Linked DNA regions of Homo sapiens: region 1 is linked to region 2. A link is a loop called in an ENCODE intact Hi-C map of the cell type or tissue named here. Cell type or tissue: dorsolateral prefrontal cortex. All regions are shown on one strand. Each heading gives the region's core, and the rest is flanking DNA. Links, peaks and the distances in the headings are about the cores only. Region 1 overlaps CDKL5 (cyclin dependent kinase like 5). Region 2 overlaps CDKL5 (cyclin dependent kinase like 5).

Region 1 (9,770 bases), core at 774-8,773, 50 kb after region 2:
GTCATTATTACTATGTTTTTTCCCTTTGACATAAGTGACCCTCACAGGAATAGCTTCATCACCAGCTGTTTGGCCAGTGGTATTCCACTTACTTTGTTTTTCCTGTTTCTCTGAAATATGCTGAAAGATAATCACTCCGTGCCTTCCCTTGTTTAGAATGAATTTACTCAATTGCTCTGGAAGCTTACCTTGGTAAATGATTTGGAACCGTAATGAAAAAAGAGGGTAGGCTTTATATATTTTATATTGGTGCCTTAGGAATTGACATTTATTTATTGAGGATTTTTGTGCTCATTTTCAATTTGAAAGGGTCCTAGTGTTTAGAATTAAATTGTGGGACTTGAAAGCTAAAAAGGAACTTGGAGATCGTCCAACTGAGGAGCCTTATTTTTTAAATGAGGAAACAAAAGTTGTCAAGATCAACCATAAATCTGATAGTTTGGCTTGGTGAAAGAAACCTAGGTTTCAGAAAATCTCTCATGTAGTTTGCAGTTTATAGCCACAAGGACCAGGAGTCTGAAGACTTGATAAGAGGGTCTGTTTTTCAAAATATTAACAAAGTTTAGCCTGGAAGCTCCCTTTGTGAATTTTCCATGTCATTGACAGTGTTTGAAATCTCGTCATGTCTTCAGGATCAATAACCTCTACCATGTACTTTTATACTTTTTAATTAGCGGATTTTCAAACTTTTAAAAACAGTAACTCCTTTTTTTCAATATAATCTTATATTGAACCACAGGATACAAAAAAGATACGTGATATTTAATTAAAATAGTTTTAAGCACAATTTTAATTTGTTGGATAATAAATTAATGATGACATAGCTAAAATTTATGAAATGCTGATTAGAGTACTGTACATACATATTTCACTTCTCTCTCTAGCTTAAAATATTTGAATGGGTGTACTGTAATTCATTTAACTAGGCCCTTGTTGATGTGTATTTAGACTGTTTCCATTCTTGTTTTTGCAAACAATGTTGCAGTGAATAATGTATGTATACATTATGTGGTGTGTGTGTATGTGTTTCTGGGGATAAATTCTGGAAATGTAATTGCTGTGTCATTAGAATATGTTTTTAGTTTTGAAGGATTTTATCAAATTGGTTTCCAATTTGATATATATTCCCACCAGCAGTGTATGAGCAAGCTTAATTCTCTCATGCTCTCATCAGCATGGTATGTTATTTTTGGTTTTTGCTAATGTAAAAAATTGTATCTCAGTGTGGTTTTAATCTTCTATTTGTATTATATGTAAATTTGAGTAACTTTTTTATGTTTAAGAGCCATTTGTGTTTCTTTTTCTCTGAACTATTTGTTCATATCACTTTGCCCATTTTAAAAATTGGGTTTCCGCCCCTCTTAATGAGCAGGAGTAGCCTTCTGTGTATTGAGTTTAACTTTGTGATATAAGTTGCAGATTCTTTTCCTCAGGTTTTCATTTCTATTTTTCCTGTAGTTTGTACCTTTTCCATTTTTATGGATATCTAAACTCAACCTTAACTTGACAAATGGAACCTTGGATTTCTATCCTTCCTTTAACCTCCTTCTCTTCTAGTCTTCCTCAGTGAAGAAACAGCACCTCTCATGTGTCTCTACTCATACATAGCCCAAGCCCAAAACCAAGAAGTTATCCTTGCCTCCTCTTTCCCTCCCTCCCTGTCTCTAATCCATCCTCAGTGGTATTGACTTCCTCTCCAACATGTCCCAAATCTATTCATTTCTCTTAATATCCACCAATTTAGTCCATCCTCCCCTTATCTTTCACCTGGGTGGCTGCCATGGCTTCCTAGCTGTTCTACCCCAAAACTGATGTCTCCCGTTCCAGGTACTGAGCCATTCTCTACTCTGTAGCTTATGTGATCTTTTCAAACTGCAAATAATCAGATTGTCATACCACTCCCTGAATCCACCCCTCCTATTCTTGTTCAAAACCCTCCTGTAAGTCCTTATGTCCCATGGCAAAGATTATGCTTCTTGAAATAGCCCAACCTGCTGTTTCTCCAGCCTCACCTTGTACTATGTTATTGACCCCCACCCCTCCCCACCTCACCTGTGGGTCTCTTGTGTCACCCTGTTCCCTCCTGACTTGGGGCTTTAGCATAAATTATTTTCTCCTGGAGCATCCCCCTTCTTCCATGAGTTTATGTTGAATTATTCTACAGGCCTCAGCTCACTAATTGCTTTCTCTAAGAGAGCCAACAACTCTTCCTAATAGGTGGGAAACCCCTGTCATAAGCCCTTCCAGCAACTTATATCTCTTTCATAGCACTAATATTTACTGTTTTATACTTACTGTGTGAGTCTTTGATTAAGCTCTATGAGATAGGGATCTTGTCTGTTTTCTTTACTGTTATGTCCCAGAATCTATCATAGTACCCGGTACATGGTTAGCTCTCAAAACATTGAATGATTGCTTAACTATAAACCCTTAGGTGTAGAGTTTACAGAATGTACTGTTTTGCCCTTTCTGGAAAATGGGACATTTGCTCTTGGCCAGTCTTTGTTCTCCTCTTCTTTTCCCTGTGATTTTCCCAAGACTACTAAATTTCAGCAATTCCATTTTGAAAGTCTTAAAGCATTTCAAACATGAAATTTATCCAGGTCAATGGTCTTGAATTCATTTAAAGCCTGTAGGTGTTCTTCAAGTCTTGGACTTCAGTTCCTTCCATTCCTTTTTCATGTGAAGTTTATTTTTCTTGGAGTTGAGGACAATAACTCAGACCACATTTTCTGACCCACATCAATCCAGCAAAATCTAGGTGGTCCCCAACTTCTGTAAGTTTATTTTAAATTCAGTTACTTAGAATTTGCAGTTCAGAAAATATTACCCCAAAGAAACCGTGTTAAAATTGATCTTTATATTTTCATGAAGATGTCTTCAAAATCCTTTTAACCAATAGGGTATCTGAAATAGTACAGTTTTAGTATGAACTCTGAGTTTCTCTGATCCTATTTTATTGAGGCAGGGTCTTGCTCATCACCCAGGCTAGAGTGCAGTGGCGTGATCATGGCTCTCTGCAGCTTCGACTTCCTGTGTTCAAATGATTCTCCCACCTCAGCCTCCTGAGTAGCTGGGAGTAGCTGGGACTCAGGCATGCACCACCACGCTTGGTTAATTTTTTGTAGATGCAGGGTTTTGCCATGTTGCCCAGGCTGGTCTCAAACTCCTGGAGTCAAGCGATTGGCCTGCCTCAGCGTCCCAAAGTGGTGGGATTACAGGCGTGAGCCAGCGCCCCTGGCTCTGATCCCATTTTAGCTCTGTTTTTCTTTTTCTTTCTTTCTTTTTTTTTGGGGACAAAGTCTTGCTCCGTCGCCCAGGCTGGAGTGCAATGGCAAGATCTTGGCTCACTGCAACCTCCGCCTCCTGGGTTCAAGTGATTCTCCTGCCTCAGCCTTCCAAGTAGCTGGGATTACAGGCATGTGCCACCATACCCCGTTAATTTTTTGTATTTCTTTTTTTTTTAGTAGAGATGGGGTTTTTGCCACGTTGGCCAGGCTGGTCTCTAATGCCTGACCTCAGGTGATCCACCCGCCTTGGCCTCCCATAGTGCTGGGATTACAGGCGTTAGCCACCCAGCCCAGCCTTAGCTCTGTTTTTCAATCTGAATCCAAAGACCCTCATATTAGGAAGGGCTGGGAGTTTAGGAGGATTGGCAGTGCTGGGAGAAGTATCAAGTAGCTGGTAGAAGATACATTGGGTTGATACTGGATTTCCTCCCTTGTGGAAGGATTCTGAAGGTCAAGGGTAGGGAGGCACATAACATATTTGGTAGTTTGAAATTTTTATGCTAGTAAATTGTGTATAACTCATGATAATCAAATATCTGTTTGATTTAATAAGGGGGGACTGAATTATAAAGGATGGATTGATAAATCAAGTTACTCTCCACTTTTGGGAGAATAAAGCAAAATGAAGATCCTATTAATTATGGGTCAGATGGTCCCATCTAGAAAGAAAACTAAGTAGGAGTGCTTCATCTCCTTGCTTGTATTCAGCATGGAGAAGTCTTTACAAAAGGGTAATTAATTAGGGTGTTTTTCACAAGGCCGTGCCTTCCATAGAAATGGTTTTCTTCTGTATGTGGATCTTGAGTTTTAAGATGCTTTCCAACCATTTGAACTCTCTTATTATAACAGAAGTTTAGTCATGTACCAAATGTATTCCTATGCAATTTTCAGTGACAAAATGGTTCTCTCATTTGGATGTGTAAAAACAATGCCAGGAACAAAAACAAAACTCATGATTCAACTGATTTTGTACTCTCTTTGGGAAGAAGAAAAGACCCGTTGAGATGAAGATTATAATTTCAGTAACAAAGAAAACATTCAAGGCCCAGGCAGCTCTTAAATTCAATACTAATAATCTATGAAATAAATTATAAGCCTACGTTTCTGTCAGTTCTTTAGATACCTGCTTGTTTGCTAATACAGAAACATTGCTTAATTTTACATGTATTTTCTTAGTGTGAGTCAAATCCAACCTAAAATGCATTTGGTTATTTGTTTACACAGTTAGTGACTGGTAATCAAAAACGCAAACAATTTTTGAGGGAGTTAGAATCTTCACTTTAGTAGGTACCTTAGAGGGCATCTAGTTTAGTACAGGATTCCTTTCTACCAGGGACAAACTGTTTACAGAGGCCCCTTCCTGCCTCTTGCGAGGTTCCTCCTTGTCTGTTCTGCTTCAGATATACAGGCCTTCTGTGTTCCTTGAATTTATCAAACTCTCTAAGACTCTTTGTACTGCCTTGAACACTCTTCTCATAGCCCTGGTGGCTTGGAATTTTTACATGGGACAGATTTCTCTGAAATACTGCCTTCTCAGACAACCTTCCCCAGATCTCCTACCTAAAGGACCTCTCCCCTTCCCAACTGCCATAACTCTATCATAAGACTCTGTTTTATTTCCTTATAATACTTGTCACTGTCTGAAATTATCATATTTATTGTCTATCTCCTTTAGCTCCATGAGAGCAGGAGCATGGTCCATGTTGTTCACCGCTATATCCTGAAGTATCTACAATAGTGGCTGTCCCATTGTAGGCATCTGACAAGTATGACAAAAATGAGAATGAATGAATAACCATTGATGATTGATCATTTTGTTAATGTTAAAACCAAACTCTGTAAAATATTTTAAAGAGGTTTATTCTGAGCTAATGTGAGTGACCATGGTCTGGGGAACAGTCTCAAGAGCCCTGACAAAATATGTCCTAGGCTATCAGATTGCAGTCTGCTTTTATATGTTTTAGGGAGAGAATTGTAGGTAAAATCATCAGTCAGTACTTGGAGGATGATGTACATTGGTTCAGCCAAGGTAGTGGGGGATCATAGGTGGATTAAAGGATTTTCTGATTCGCAGTTGGTTGAAAGAGTTAAGCTTTTTCTAAAGACTTGAAGTCAGTAGAAAGAAATGGTAAAGTTAAGATAAGGGGGTTGTGGAGGCCAAGGTTCTTGTTATGTAGTAAAGCCTCATAGGTAGCAGCTTTCAGGGAGAATAGATGGTAAATGTCTCTTTTCAGACCTTAAAGGTGTCAGGCTCTCAGTTAATGTCTCCTAGGTTGGGGGAAAGGCCCAGAAAGGGAAGGCTTGGCTGCACTATGGAGATTCTGTTGGCCCCGTGACAGTTATTTTAAAATATGTCAAAGAAATATATTTTGGGGTAAAATATTTTGATTGCCTTCAGGGTCTGCTATTTGTCATGTGATGCTATAACACAGTCAGATTGGAAAGTAAGCCACATTATACTTTATACTAGGTTAATCATCTCTGATGAGGCTTTATGGTTTGTAGGGCGTGACTTAACCCCTGCTTTGCCTGACCTTAGGTGTTGTTTATAATTTGTTATCTTATTGCCACAGTGTCTGGTTTGCCAGTCTTAGGATCGCCATCCAAAAAGAGGGAGTATAACGAGGTATGTCTGACCTCTCTTCCTGGCTGGGAATTCAGTTTTTCAGGTTTCTCTGGGGTGCCCTTGGCCAAGAAGGAGTTTGTTCAGTCAGCTGGGGGGTTTAGGATTTTTTTTTTTTTCTTTTTGAGATGGAGTCTTGCTCTGTTTTCCAGGCTGGAGTGCAGTGGCGCTATCTCGGCTTACTGTAACCTCTGCCTCCTGGGTTCAAGCAATTCTCCTGCCTCAGCCTCCCGAGTAGCTGGGATTGCAGACATACGCCACCACCCCCGGCTAATTTAGGATTTTATTTTTGGTTTACATGTTCCAATCACTACTGAGCTGAAATTTGTCTCCTTTTTGCTTCTACTACTGAACTTAGTTCTGTCCCCTGGAATAAATCACTGGCTCGATTCCATTTTTTCCAAAGTCTTCAGACATTTGGATGTCAGTCATCTCTCACTGAGGCCAAACTCACCTGGTTTCCTTACCAGTTCCTCATCTGGCATGGTTTTAGGTGAGTGGTCACTATCCAGGTTATCAGTTGTTGGCAATTTTTGGTTTTGTTGTTGTGATACCCAGCACTAAACATAGTGCATTATGTGGTGTCTTGAACTTCCGAGAGAGAGAACAGTTAAACTTTCTTGTTTAATGTGATACTGCAATGCTTTGTCTTTGATAAAAATTATTTTTTAATACCATATAAATGACGAAGGAACTATTTATATATGAAATCATTATCAGAAATATTCTGAGGTCTTAAAAGCTTGTTTTATAATGGAATATAACAACGTAGAAATACATTAAACATAAGTATATACTCTAATGAACAATTATAAGTGAATGTCTATTTAACCATCACTCAAGACATAGAAATAGTGCCCCAGGAACCCCTCCTGTGTTGTGTTGTGTTGTGTTGTCTTGTCTAGCCTTTCCCTTTCCCTTTCTCTTTCCCTTTCTTCCTTCCTTTCTTTCCTTTCTTTCTCTGTCACCCCGGCAGTGCACAGTGCACAGTGCACAATCACGGCTCACCGCAGCTGTGATCACCTAGGCTCAAGGAATCCTCCCACTTCAGCCTCCCAAGTAGCTGGGACTAGAGGTGTTCGCCACCAACGCCCAGCTAATTAAAAAAAAAAAAAAAAAGTTGTTGTAGAGACAAGGTCTCATTATGTTGCCCAGGCTGGTCTCAAACTCCTGGGTTTAAGTGATCCTTCCGCCTCAGCCTTCCAAAGTGCCGCCTCAGCCTTCCAAAATGCCGGGCTGCCATATGTCTTTTCTCAATCTCAGTCCCTCCTTAGAGGTAATTAATATCCTGATTTTTTTACAATAAACACTTCCTTGATCACTTTTTTATACAGTTACCACTTACATGTACATACTTAATATAGTTTATAGTTCAGCTTTGCCTGTTTTTAAACTGTATATAAAAGAAACAATGCTGTTGTATCAGTTTTCTGTTGCATAATAACTTACCACATGCTTAGCCATGTTAAGACACCATATATTATTAGCTCACAGTTCTGTAGGTTCCCAGCCTGATCTTTTTATTACTTGTGTTTTCTGTTTCATGAATTTTTGCTCTTACTCATTTCTTTCTTCACATTTTCATTGGGCTCATTTTGTGTTTCTTTTGTTTAGCCTCTTGAGTTTGATGCTTAGTTCATGTTTCCAGTTTTTAGTATTTTCTGATATATGCATATAAGATTCTCAATTTCCTCCTTAAGCATTGTTTTCTTTCTATAGATTTGTATTTTTGTTATTGTTAAGTGTATTATGTTTTCTTCCTTGATTGACATATGGATTATTTTGGGAGTGTATTTATTTCCAAACATAAGAATTATTTTCTAACTACTTCTTTTGTGATTGATCAACTTTAGTTGTGGAAAGAGACCATCCTTTTACTTCAGTCCTTGTAATTTATTTTATTTATTTATTTATTTTTGAGATGGAGTTTTGCTCTGTTGCTCAGGCTGGAGTGCAGTGGCGCCATTTGGCTCACTGCATCCTCTGTGATTCTCGTGCCTCAGCCTCCTGAGTAGCTGGGACTACAGGCACGTGGTCATCACACCTGGCTAAGTTTTGTGTTTTTAGTAGAGACAGGATTTCACCATGTTAACCAGGCTGGTCTCGAACTCCTGGCCTCAAGTAATCTGCCTACCTCAGCCTCCCAAAATACTGGGATTACAGGCCCGAGCCACTGTGCCCGGCCCTTGTAATTTATTTTGAATTGCTTTATGGCCTAGCATATGATCAGTTTTTGTGAATGTTGTATGTGTGCTTGGAGAGGAGAAAAAGATATTTTGCAGTTCTTTGCTATAGTTGATATGTTCATTTGGTCAAATTTTAAAAACATGTTCAATGTCTTCTTTATCCTAATATTTTTCTCTTTCATTTAGTTCTCTTTTTTTGTTATGCTCTCTATCTAGCATTCTAATTTATTTTTATAGTTTGATCTTTCACCTTTTGGACCTTTTAGTTCTGTCACAATGTTCAGTCTTTGTTTTTTTTTTTTTTTTTGAGATGGAGTCTCGCTCTGTCGCCGAGGCTAGAGTGCAGTGGCTCGATCTCGGCTCACTGTAAGCTCCGCCTCCCGGGTTCATGCCATTCTCCTGCCTCAGCCTCCCGAGTAGCTGGGACTACAGGCGCCCACCACAATGCCCGGCTAATTTTTTTGTATTTTTTCAGTAGAGACAGGGTTTCACCATGTTAACCAGGATGGTCTGGATCTCCTGACCTCGTGATCCACCCGCCTCGGCCTCGGCCTCCTAAAGTGCTGGGATTACAGGCGTGAGCCACTGCACCCGGCCAGTCTGGTTTTTATTGCATCAACCCTACCGTTGTTTTGTAGGCTATTGCTGATCATTTATAGGCTATCCCTGACCCAAAGTCTTTTGGGATCATTTTCTTTTTCAGTTGTTTCTATTGGTTCTTGTTCGTGGTATCTTACCTTGCGTGTTTGGCCATCTTTGATTATGTACTGCACATTGTAAATGAGAAACTATCTGTAGCAGTATTGTGAGGCCTGGTTGATGCCATCTTCCCTCAGAGCGTTGCTTTTTTTCTTTGTTTCACCCAGACAACTGGTGGCTTTAACAATCTGAATGTGGAACCACCTTAATCCAAAGTACATTTAAAGATTTTATCTAGATCGCCCAGATGACATAAACCTACAGTTCAAGTTTGTCCAAGGGCTGATTTATTTCTGTTTTTTCTTATCCTGGGAGTATATTCTGGGGTTTTGGCTTCAAGTGAGTGGTGATTTATCAAACTTTCTCCTTATTTATAAAAATTTTATTTTTAATGATTATAGCTACTTAATAGTTGTATATATTTATGGGATACATGTTATATTTTGATACAAGCATACAATATGTAATGATCAGGGTAATTGGGGTATCCATCATTTCAAGCATTTATCATTTCTTTGTGTTAGGAACCTCCCAATTCCACTCTTTTAGTTATTTTGAAATATACAATAAATTATTGCTAACAAACTTTCTCATTTTGAGACACCCTTGACTTTGAATTTTGTGTTCCTTGATCTCTAACGATTTCAAGAGCAAACCTGTTTTTCTCTCATTTTCTGGATCTTCAAATACCAGAAAAGCTAAAATAGTTTTGGGTGGTTTGGATTATCTCTCTGGATTCTATTCTTTTGCTTTGATTGCTTTGATTTTAGCCAGGTAATTCTTCACAATCTTGTTAAGTGTTTGGAGCTTTTAAGATGTTTCTGAAAAGTATTCCCTCTAGCATTTGTATTTGTCTGTAAAGGGACATTTCATCCAAGATATGTAGTTTGCCATCACCAGAACTAAAACGTTTTAGTTTTTATGCCTTAAAAAAAAAGATTAATCAGTTATATTCATATAAAATTGCAGCTA
Region 2 (9,770 bases), core at 688-8,687:
TGGTGGACTAGTAATGTCCGAAAGAACCATCTTAATATGAATTTTCGCCTCCTTTTATGTTAGAGGAAGAGGGAAGAGGGAGGAGGTTGAGGTCAAGAGATGACTATGATGACCACAGACATCTAGGTGGCAGTGAGGGTCTGTGGAGGTTGTGAAACTTCTTTGTCCTTGGTCAGGTCACAATACTATAAATCTTTAACATGGCTGGGCATGGTGGCTCACTCCTGTAATCCTAGCACTTTGGGAAGCCGAGTCAGGCAGATAACTTGAGTCTAGGAGTTCAAGACCAGCCTGGGCAACATGGTGAAACACCGTCTCTATCAAAAATACAAAAATTAGCTGGGTGTGGTGGCACACACCTGTAGTCCCGCTACTCAGGAGGCTGAGGTGGGAGGATCACCTGAGCCCAGGAGGTCGAGGCTGCAGTGAGCCATGATTGCACCACTGCACTCTAGCCTGGGTGACAGAGTGAGACCCTGTCTCAAAAAAAAAAATCATTAACAACGTTGTTACTTGTGTGTACACTGCCCCTATCTCTTCAGGGGTTTTCAGAAGGGACTATTTGCTTTAAACTATAAACTGAATTTCTCCCATAGTTAGATGGTTTCACTGGGTGGTGGTGGGGGGGCTTAGAAGCAAAATGATGTTAGTCATGCTAGGCTTCCTTTTCACTGTTACATTGGGCTGGATTTGAGTTTTTTTGTGTTGTTATGGTTAACCTAGTGTACCCCAGTTTTCAAATTCTCTTAGAGATACTTTGTGATCAGGGTGGGAATTGGTTTACCAGAACAGTGTCTGTTCCAGTCTAAATTTCAGGTCTCCCCTTCGAAGTGTGCTTTAGTGAGGGTCTCTTTACATACTCTTGATTTTCTCCCGTCCCTTTCTCAGTGATATTCTGCTCTTACTGTTCCTGGAAGTTTGTTTGCTTGGAGGTGGGGAGGGGTGATAGGATGTGGTCTCTGTTCTTGATTAAGCCTCAGTTTCAGGCCTGACTCTCAGGATCTTGCCCCTTCCCTGGCTGTTGTATTGGGCTCAATGTGGAATCCTACCCCTCTCCCAGGACTTGGGCCCCCACCCCTCCTCCCTGCTGCTCTGATTTTTCACTATTGTCTTAAGGGTAGAAGTAACCATTGTCCTTTCTGTCACAGTGAAGGCTTGTCTTCCTGAGTGGAGATAGGGGAGAGTGATCTGAGGGTAGTGTCCAGCCTCTCAGGCTTAGCTGCTGCCCACCCCCAGGTTTGCATCACAATGAGCCTACCTCAGGACTCTTTAGAGCTCTGAGTGAGTGGGGTGGGGGAGTTGGAGGAGGAAGACCCTACAGGAAGTTGAGGTATCATATCCTCAATTTCTGTGACCCCCAGTGGTTTCACACTATCTTTTCAGCAAGCCACATTGGATTTCACGCATTTACTGACTCTTCTACCCGTTCTTTTTGGTGTCCAGCTGTACTCTCCAACAGGCGAGCACATGGTCGTCTCCTCTCTCCCTTCAGGTACTCTCCTTAGTTTTTGAGCCAACTGGTTGCTCTGTTGGTTTTTTTGTTTTGTTTTGTTTTGTTTTGTTTTGTTTTGTTTTGTTTTGAGGCGGAGTTTCGCTCTTTCGCCCAGGCTGAAGTGCTGTGGCGCGATCTCGGCTCACTGCAAGCTCCGCCTCCCGGGTTCACGCCATTCTCCTGCCTCAGCCTCCCGAGTAGCTGGGACTACAGGTGCCCGCCTCCACGCCCGGCTACTTTTTTTGTATTTTTGGTAGAGACGGGGTTTCACCATGTTAGCCAGGATGATCTCAATCTCTTGACCTCGTGATCCGCCCGCCTCGGCCTCCCAAAGTGCTGGGATTACAGGTGTGAGCCACCGCGCCTAGCGCTCTGTTGGGTTTAAAGAAAGTCTTGAATTTGAAATTAGTTCAGCTCTTTTTCATTGTAGTTCTCTTATTCCAGGGTTTAAGCCAGAAATTTGGTTACTCTTAAAATTTTAACATGAGCGTTTCCTTAAGTCTAAGCTTAATTATTATTCCTGTCCTCCTGAATAAGACCAAGAGTTTGGAATGATTTACTCCTTAACCGTCAGCCCCTCTTCCATGTTAATGTTATTTATGTGTTAGTTTTGCCTTATTTAAGCCACCTTACACCAATAAAAATAGTGAATATTTACTCATGTGCTTTTCAGGTTTCTTTGCTCACCATTCTTCCTTCACTCCATTTCTTCCTTCTTGGTTCAGTTTCTTCCTTCTTTATTAAAAAATGTTCTTAATTATTTCAGTAAGGGCCCCTTAATAGTAAATTTGGTTTTGGTGTTTGTGAAAGTGTCTGTACTTCACTTTTTCCCTTGAATGGTTGTTGAGCTGGGTCCAGAATTTTGGGTTAATTCCTTTCCCCGAGTACTTTGATGTTATTCTCTTGTGTTTTGACAAATTTGTAAATTTTTTTTAACTTTTAAGTTTGGGGCTACATGTGAAGTTTTGTTACATAGGTAAACACATGTCACAGGGGTTTGTTGTACATATTATTTCATCATCCAGGTAATAAGCCCAGTACCTAGTAGTTATCTTTTCTGCTCCTCTCCTTCCTCTCACCCTTCCCCTCAGGTAGAGGGGGATAGTTAATGTTATTCTTTTGTGTTTTGACAGATTTTTAAATTTTGTTTAACTTTTATTTTAGGTTTGGGGGTACACCTGAAGGTTTGTTACATAGGTAAACACATGTCTTAGGGGTTTGTTGTACAGATTATTTCATCACCCAGGTATTAAGCCCAGTACCCAATAGTCATTTTTTCTGCTCCTCTCCCTCCTCCCATCCTCCACCCTCAGGTAGTCCCCAATTTCTGTTGTTTCCTTGTGTTCATAAGTTCTTATCATTTAGCTCCCGTTAATTTTTAGTTTTTTGGTCTAGGCTGGTCTGGAACTCCTGGCTTCAAGTGATCCTCCTCAGCCTCCCAAAGATCTGGGATTACAGGTGTGAACCACTGCACCTGGCCTAGTTTTATTTGCTAATGACAAGTCAACAGTCAGTTTAGTTGTAATTTCGTTGTAGGTAAGTAATTCTCTCTCCTCTTGAGCTACTTTTAAGAGCTTTTCCTTGTTTATTTATTTATTTTTTATTTACAGTACTTTTGAGTTGCTGTTTATTTCCTTGTTTTTTTGATCTTCAGGGTTTTTTTTTTTTGCGATATCTCTAGGTGTGGATTTGTTTTATGTATCCTGCTTTTATTTGATGTATTCCATTAGTCTGAGGACCCCTGATGTCTTCAGCTGTGGGAGAAAATCTTAGCCATTATCTTTTAAAATAGTTTCGTCTCCATTTTCCATTTATGGAACCATTATTTAGATATGTTTTGGGATTTTTCATCACATCCTTCGTGTTGTTTAATTTACATTTCTATCTCTTCTGGCTAATCTCTTGACATCTATCATACGATTCACTAATTTCCTCTTTGGCTGTGCAGTTAATTTGTTAACTTATTGAGGGTTTCACTAAAAACATTTGGCTATATATAGTCAAATATATAAATATTGATATTTATACAAATATACAAATATATATGTGTGTACAAACATATATATACATGTTTTAAAGATAGGATCTTGCTGTGTTGCCCAGGTTGGTGTTGAACTCTTGGTCTCAAGTGATCCTCCCACCTTGGTCCCCCAAAGTGCTGGGATGTACAGGCATGAGCCACTGTGCCCCACCTCGAATATATTTTCAAATTTAAGAATTTCTGTTACATTTTCTTTCAAACCTGTATTTAAATTTTCTTTCAAATCAGCTTTTAAATTTTCATAAGAGCATTTTCTTTGGACATTTAAAAATATAGTTATGTTTAAGTCCTCTTTGGATTATTTTCTTAGCTGTAATTTTTGAGGAATGAAATCTCCCATTTGGCTTCCCTTCTTCCCTCCAAGATTTTTGCTGTTTCTCCGTGTGGTGTGCAGTATTTGACAATTTAACGATTGTTTGCCTATGCCCGGGTTGTGGAATGCTCTTTTGGTCTAGTTTTGCATTTGTCTCTGATGGGACCCTTTGGGTTCACTGCGTCTAGAGAGGTTTTGGTCTATTCTCAGATGGGTCTCCAGCACCTGGAAAGTAGTGTAAATTTTGACTCCATATTTGTGTAGAACAGACTTGGGGTTTTCCCTTCTGTTTGGGTCACTTTTTTTTTTTTTTTTTTTGAGACGGAGCCTTGCTCTGTTGCCTAGGCTGGAGTGCAATGGCACGATCTCAGCTCACTGCATCCTCTGGTTCCCGGGTTCAAGTGATTCTCCTGCCTCAGCCTCTTGAGTAGCTGGGATTACAGGCACACGCCACCACGCCCTGCTAATTTTTGTATTTTTAGTAGAGACAGGGTTTCACCATGTTGGTCAGGCTGGTCTCGGACTCCTGACCTCAAGGGATCTGCCCGCCTCAGCCTCCCAAAGTGCTGGGATTACAGGCATGAGCCACCGCATCCAGCCTGTTTGGGTCACTTTCTCTGCACAGCGCTGGGCTGGTGCTTGTAGCTTTTCTTTTTATTTTTTCACTCAAGGACAGTCCTTTATGTCTTTGTCTTTGTGCTAGTGGTTCACCTCCAGCTTCTTTCCCATGCACAGGCTTCAGGCAACTGATAATACTTTGGCTCAGTATCTCCACCCAAATCTGATCTCGAATTGTAATCCCCACATGTCAAGGGGAGGGACTTAGTGGGAAGTGACTGGATCATGGGGGCGGTTTCCCCCGTGCTGTTCCTGTGAGTTCTCATGAGATCTGATGATTTTATAAGGGGCTCTTCACCCTTTACACTCTGTGCCCTGCTGCCTTGTGGAGAAGGTGCCTGCTTCCCCTTCTGCCATGATTGTTAAGTTTCCTGAGGCCTCCCCAGCCATACGGAACTGGGGGTCAATTCAACCTTTTTCCTTTATAAAATAAATTACCCAATCTTGGGTAGTATCTTTAAAGCAGTGTGAGAATGGACTAATACAGGAAACTTCTCCAGTTTCCTGGTCCTGTAATCATTTGCATTTGCAGCCCTTGATTTAGAGGGCAGGGGTGAGCAGGTGTTTATCATATGAAGAATCTCATTTAATACGTTTTTCTGTCTTTGCAGCCACTCCTTTCTATTCTATTTTCTTCCTGACTGTTGATCAGGAAGTAGTTCTACCAGTTAAGAACAAGAAAGTAGGCTTGTAATCCCAGCACTTTGGGAGGCCGAGGTGGGCAGATCACCTGAGGTCAGGAGTTTGAGACCAGCCTGGCCAACGTGGTGAAACCCCGTCTCTACTAAAAATACAAAAAAAAAAAAAAAAAATTAGCCAGGGATGGTGGGCGGGCACCTGTAATGGGAGGCTGAGGCAGGAGAATCGCTTGAACCTGGGAGGCAGAGGTTGCAGTCCGTGAGCTGAGACCACGCCATTGCACTCCAGCCTGGGCAACAAGAACAAAACTCTGTCTCAGAAAAAAAAAACAAAAAAACAAAAAAACAAAACTGGGAAGTAGTTGTAACCACAGACAACCCCCACCTTGAACAGGTTATTTACCAAAAGTTCTTTTGGACATTGATTGTATAGAACACAGTTCACATTATCTGATAGGAACTATGTTATTTAAAAAATGGATTTGTTTCCCAGGTGAGCCTGAGGAGTCTGTTCTCTCCTTTATGCAGTTGAAATTCATATAGACTTGTGAGTTCTTTGGGACTGTAATCAATATACAGTATGTGATTTCTGTGGGAAGGTATAATACATTTTAACGTTCTCAGTGAAGAAGGGAGTATGCTGTTTTCCAACCCCAGTCGGTATTCCCTGGTGTGACCTGCCAGCTACCAGACCCCAACAGTTGTTACAAACTCTAGCCACTGTTTTCAAATCTGCCACTAAATATCACCACTCATACTCAGCACATGACCTTGCCTCCACTTCACTGAGAACTTTGAGCCATCTGGTTGATTTTCTTCACACTTCTACCAGTTTGTCATCCCTGCTTCTCCAGAGTTGCCCTCTCCTCCTGTCTCAGGGGATGAGATGCTTCTTCTGCTGTTTGAGGCAGTCCTTTGCCAGGAGCCTTAGGCTTCACTGCTGCTTCTTTGGCAGTCTTTTCTCATCAGTTATTCCCCTTCATTCTCCCCATTCTGTTCCCAGTGGCTGTCCACTTGGGGAGGAGGGGTGAAGATTTTGCCTCCAGGAGACATTTGGCAGTGTCTGCAGACATTTTTGGTTGTCACAATTGGGGGGTGGTGGTGATGCATGTGCTGCTAGCATCTAACGGGTAGAGGCGTGTAGATATCCTACAATGTACAGGACAGCCCCATGACAAAGGATTACCTGGTCCACAATGTCAGTAGTGCCTGGGTTGAGTAATGTTGCTGCATCCTCAGGGTCTCACTTTTGACTCCTTCGTTTTTCTCTGCCCATTATCTTATGCCTAAGATTCTCATCCTAGGAAACCTTCCCTGAACCACATGTCCAATCCTCTCCTAGCTACCTAACTTCTCCCCTTCTCACTGAAACTTCTGAAAGAGCGATTTACACGTAGTCTCTCATTCACTCTTCAAATTTTAGCTGTTGCTTTCTGGCTTCCCACCCCCACCGCTGCTTAAACTGTTTTTGCTGAGAATGCCTGTGACCTCTTGTGTGCTGCATCTAGTGGATTCATTTAGTCCTAATTTTACTTGACATTTTTGTTGCACCTGACACTGTTAATCACTATCCCCTTGAACCAATGTATTCCATTGTCATCCTTGTTCTCCATGTCCTTCTCTTGTATTTCTTTCCCTCCCTCCTGTGTGGGCTTCTTGATGATCTACTTACTCCTTACACACTGCTGTTACCTGGTTTTGACTTCTTAGCCAAGAATTATCATAGGTCATTGTCTCCATGAAGTACCTTAGTTACCCCAAGGATTTCAGTTGCACTTATATACAGATGTTTTTCTAAATTTCTAAATTCTTTTTTTTTTTCTTTTTGAGACAGGGTCTCACTCTGTTTCCCTGGCTGGAGTGCAATGGCATGATCACAGCTCACTGTATCCTCACCCTGTAAAAACGGGGTTTCTCTGTGTTGCCCAGGCTGGTCTCAGAACTCCTGGTTTAAGCGATCCAACTGCCTTGACCTCCCAAAGTACTGGGATTACATGCATCAGCCACCATGCCCGGCTTAAATTCTTCCATGACTTTTCCCCTCCAGGCTTTAGTGTCTCTTGTAATCTGCTGGAAATCTACACCTGAATATTCTATAGGTACCTTACGCTCAGCATGTCTAATGTGAAGTACATCTTTTCCTCAAACTTCGTTTTCTGAGATCCACCTGGGCTCCCAAGACAGATAGTGGGGTCTTGTCCAGTTCATATATTATCTACAGTTGCCAATGTGATATAAAATATGATTTAGGTCATATCACCTACTTGAAAGTCTGCACTGGTGCTGTCTTGGTAACAGAAAGAGAAAGACTGAATTCCCTTATTTTGCCCATCAGGCTCTCCTTGATATAGTCTCTGCCCACCCACCTCTCCAACCTCACATCATCTCTCTTCTGCCTCATACGCTATGCTCCGGCACGTATAGGTTCCTATACAATTTTGTTTCATACTTGATGTCTTTACTTTTTGTCTTTTGCCTGGAATGCAGTATTTTTCTATTGAATATGTGGGTTGCTTGCCTTCTGAGTGGTGAGATTCCCCATTCCTCATGGAAGCTACAGTTAATTGGCACCTTGCCCCACTTCTGTGGCCTCAACATTATGAGGAGTAAGGATGTCTGAATTATTTCAGAGAGCCAGGGCTTGGTAAATGCTGCATTAGTCTTGTTGAAAGAAGGTAGGGAGGGGACATTGGCAAGGGTGTTTCACAGCTCTTCAGTTGTTTCTTTCCTCAGTCCCTACTTCCTCTATTTTATTACCTTTCAGGGGTTCTTCTGGAAAAATGTATCTTTGGAGGGAGAGCCTCTTTTCTTTATTTTTTTAAATTTATTTATTTATTTTTGAGACGAAGTCTCACTCTGTTGCCCAGGCTGGAGTGCAGTGGCACGATCTCAGCTCACTGCAACCTCTGCCTCCTGGGTTCAAGCAATTCTCTGCCTCAGCCTCCTGAGTAGCTGGGATTACAGGCGCCCGCCACCATGACTGGCTAATTTTTTTGTATTTTTAGTAGAGGCAGGATTTCACCATCTTGGCCAAGCTGGTCTTGAACTCCTGACCTCATGACCCACCCGCCTTGGCCTCCCAAAGTGCTGGGATTACAGGCGTGAGCCACTGCGCCCGGCCTGAGAGCCTGTTTTCTTTGGGTTTTGCCATCTATTTTAACTTGCTTCAGTGCTCCTTGGAATTCCTCACTGATCTATGTGCTGAGAGCATCTCCTAGATTCTCAGGGCTGCTCTGGATTAATTTTTTATTTCTTTCGCTTATTTCACTGAGTTTTGGTGTGGGAGGAAAGGTAAATGTGTGTTTGGTCAGCCATTTTAAAGTAGAGCTTCAGTGCCCTGTCTTCGTGGGTTTCCCCCTTTTCTCTATTGCAGACATCATGGCCGAGAATGTCTTTTAAAGTGAATCATTGTGTACACCTTTGATCATTTTATTAAGATACTGGCCTTATATCCTGCCCTTCCCCCCTGCCGCCCCCCAGAATCACTGGGTGGTGATGGTAGATGATTCACATGGGAATGTGCTACACTTGTGAAAGATGTAGAGGAAATACTGCTGATTCTCCTGAAGGAAAAGTCTGTTAATTTTTCTCTGTTGGCCATTCTGGCCGCATGGTTTCTCCTTATTGTTTTTTTGTTGGATTTTAAAAATTACTAGTAAGATTGAACATTTATAAGATTCATTTGTTGCCCATTTATATTTTTTCCTGCATTTTCTTTTCATGTTAATAAAAGTTTTTTCCCCTTAATACGATTCCCTTAATTCTTTTTTTTTTTTTTTGGAGACGGAGGCTCACTCTGTCTCCAGGCTGGAGTGCAGTGGCGCAATCTTGGCTCACTGCAACCTCCACCTCCCATGTTCAAGCGATTCCCCTGCCTCGGCCTTCCGAGTAGCTGGGACTACCGGCGCATGCCACCACGCGCAGCTAATTTTTGTATTTTTAGTAGAGTCGGGGTTTCACCATGTTGGCCAGGATGGTCTCGATCTCTTGACCTCGTGATCTGCCCGCCTCGGCCTCCCAAAGTGCTGGGATTACAGGCATGAGCCACTGTGCCCGGTCCCCTTAATTCTTTTGAAGTGAAATAAGCAGATGCTGCCAAATGTAAGATATGGCCCGGTCCCCTTAATTCTTTTGAAGTGAAATAAGCAGATGCTGCCAAATGTAAGATATGTTGCTCAGTTTTTAGTGTAGATTTATTATGTTCTGATTCTTGGAAAATGAAAATCTACTCCTGGTTTTTTGGTTAATACATACCTCATGCGGTGGCTGTGAAAATTAAACTAAATAACATAGGTGAAGTGCCCAACACAGTACTTGGTACATAATAGGCAGCATTAAATACTAGTTCCTGTTATTCATTCTTTCTTCTTTGCCAGATTATTAAAATGACTACAGTACTCCACACCTTAGACAAAAAGTTGTTTTTACTGAACCCTTGTTCGATGAAGGACAGTATGCCAAATACCTTGAGGGATACAGAGATGTTTTAGGCTGCTTCCTGTCCAGGGATAAATATTAGCATACTATATATATAGTTACATTTTGAGGCTTTTTTTTTGAGACAGAGTTTTGCTCTTGTTGCCCAGGCTGGAGTGCAATGGCGCAGTCTTGGCTCACTGCAACCTCCGCCTCCTGGGTTCAAGCAATTCTCCTGCCTCAGCCTCCCAA

The links. Hi-C counts contacts between places; a loop is a spot of excess contacts. Peaks named below come from ENCODE experiments on the same cell type or tissue, not always from the same donor. Only the 100,000 strongest peaks of a DNase experiment are listed, where the experiment ranks them.
Region 1: it touches region 2 in a loop (1.8-fold over the local background); 2 of 110 quality-filtered maps call a loop at or near these places.

Annotation. Positions count from the first base shown.
Region 1 is chrX:18,490,973-18,500,742 of GRCh38, forward strand. All of the region lies in intron 1 of CDKL5 (cyclin dependent kinase like 5), which reads left to right. Among named protein-coding and RNA genes, the nearest start is that of CDKL5, 70 kb to the left of the region's middle. In dorsolateral prefrontal cortex, for the core only: no CTCF peak of the experiment used is centred there; no DNase peak of the experiment used is centred there; H3K27ac peaks cover 2,631 bases; H3K27me3 peaks cover 2,933 bases.
Region 2 is chrX:18,440,932-18,450,701 of GRCh38, forward strand. All of the region lies in intron 1 of CDKL5 (cyclin dependent kinase like 5), which reads left to right. Among named protein-coding and RNA genes, the nearest start is that of CDKL5, 20 kb to the left of the region's middle. RefSeq lists enhancers at 1,146-1,647, 1,648-2,147. In dorsolateral prefrontal cortex, for the core only: no CTCF peak of the experiment used is centred there; no DNase peak of the experiment used is centred there; H3K27me3 peaks cover 3,493 bases.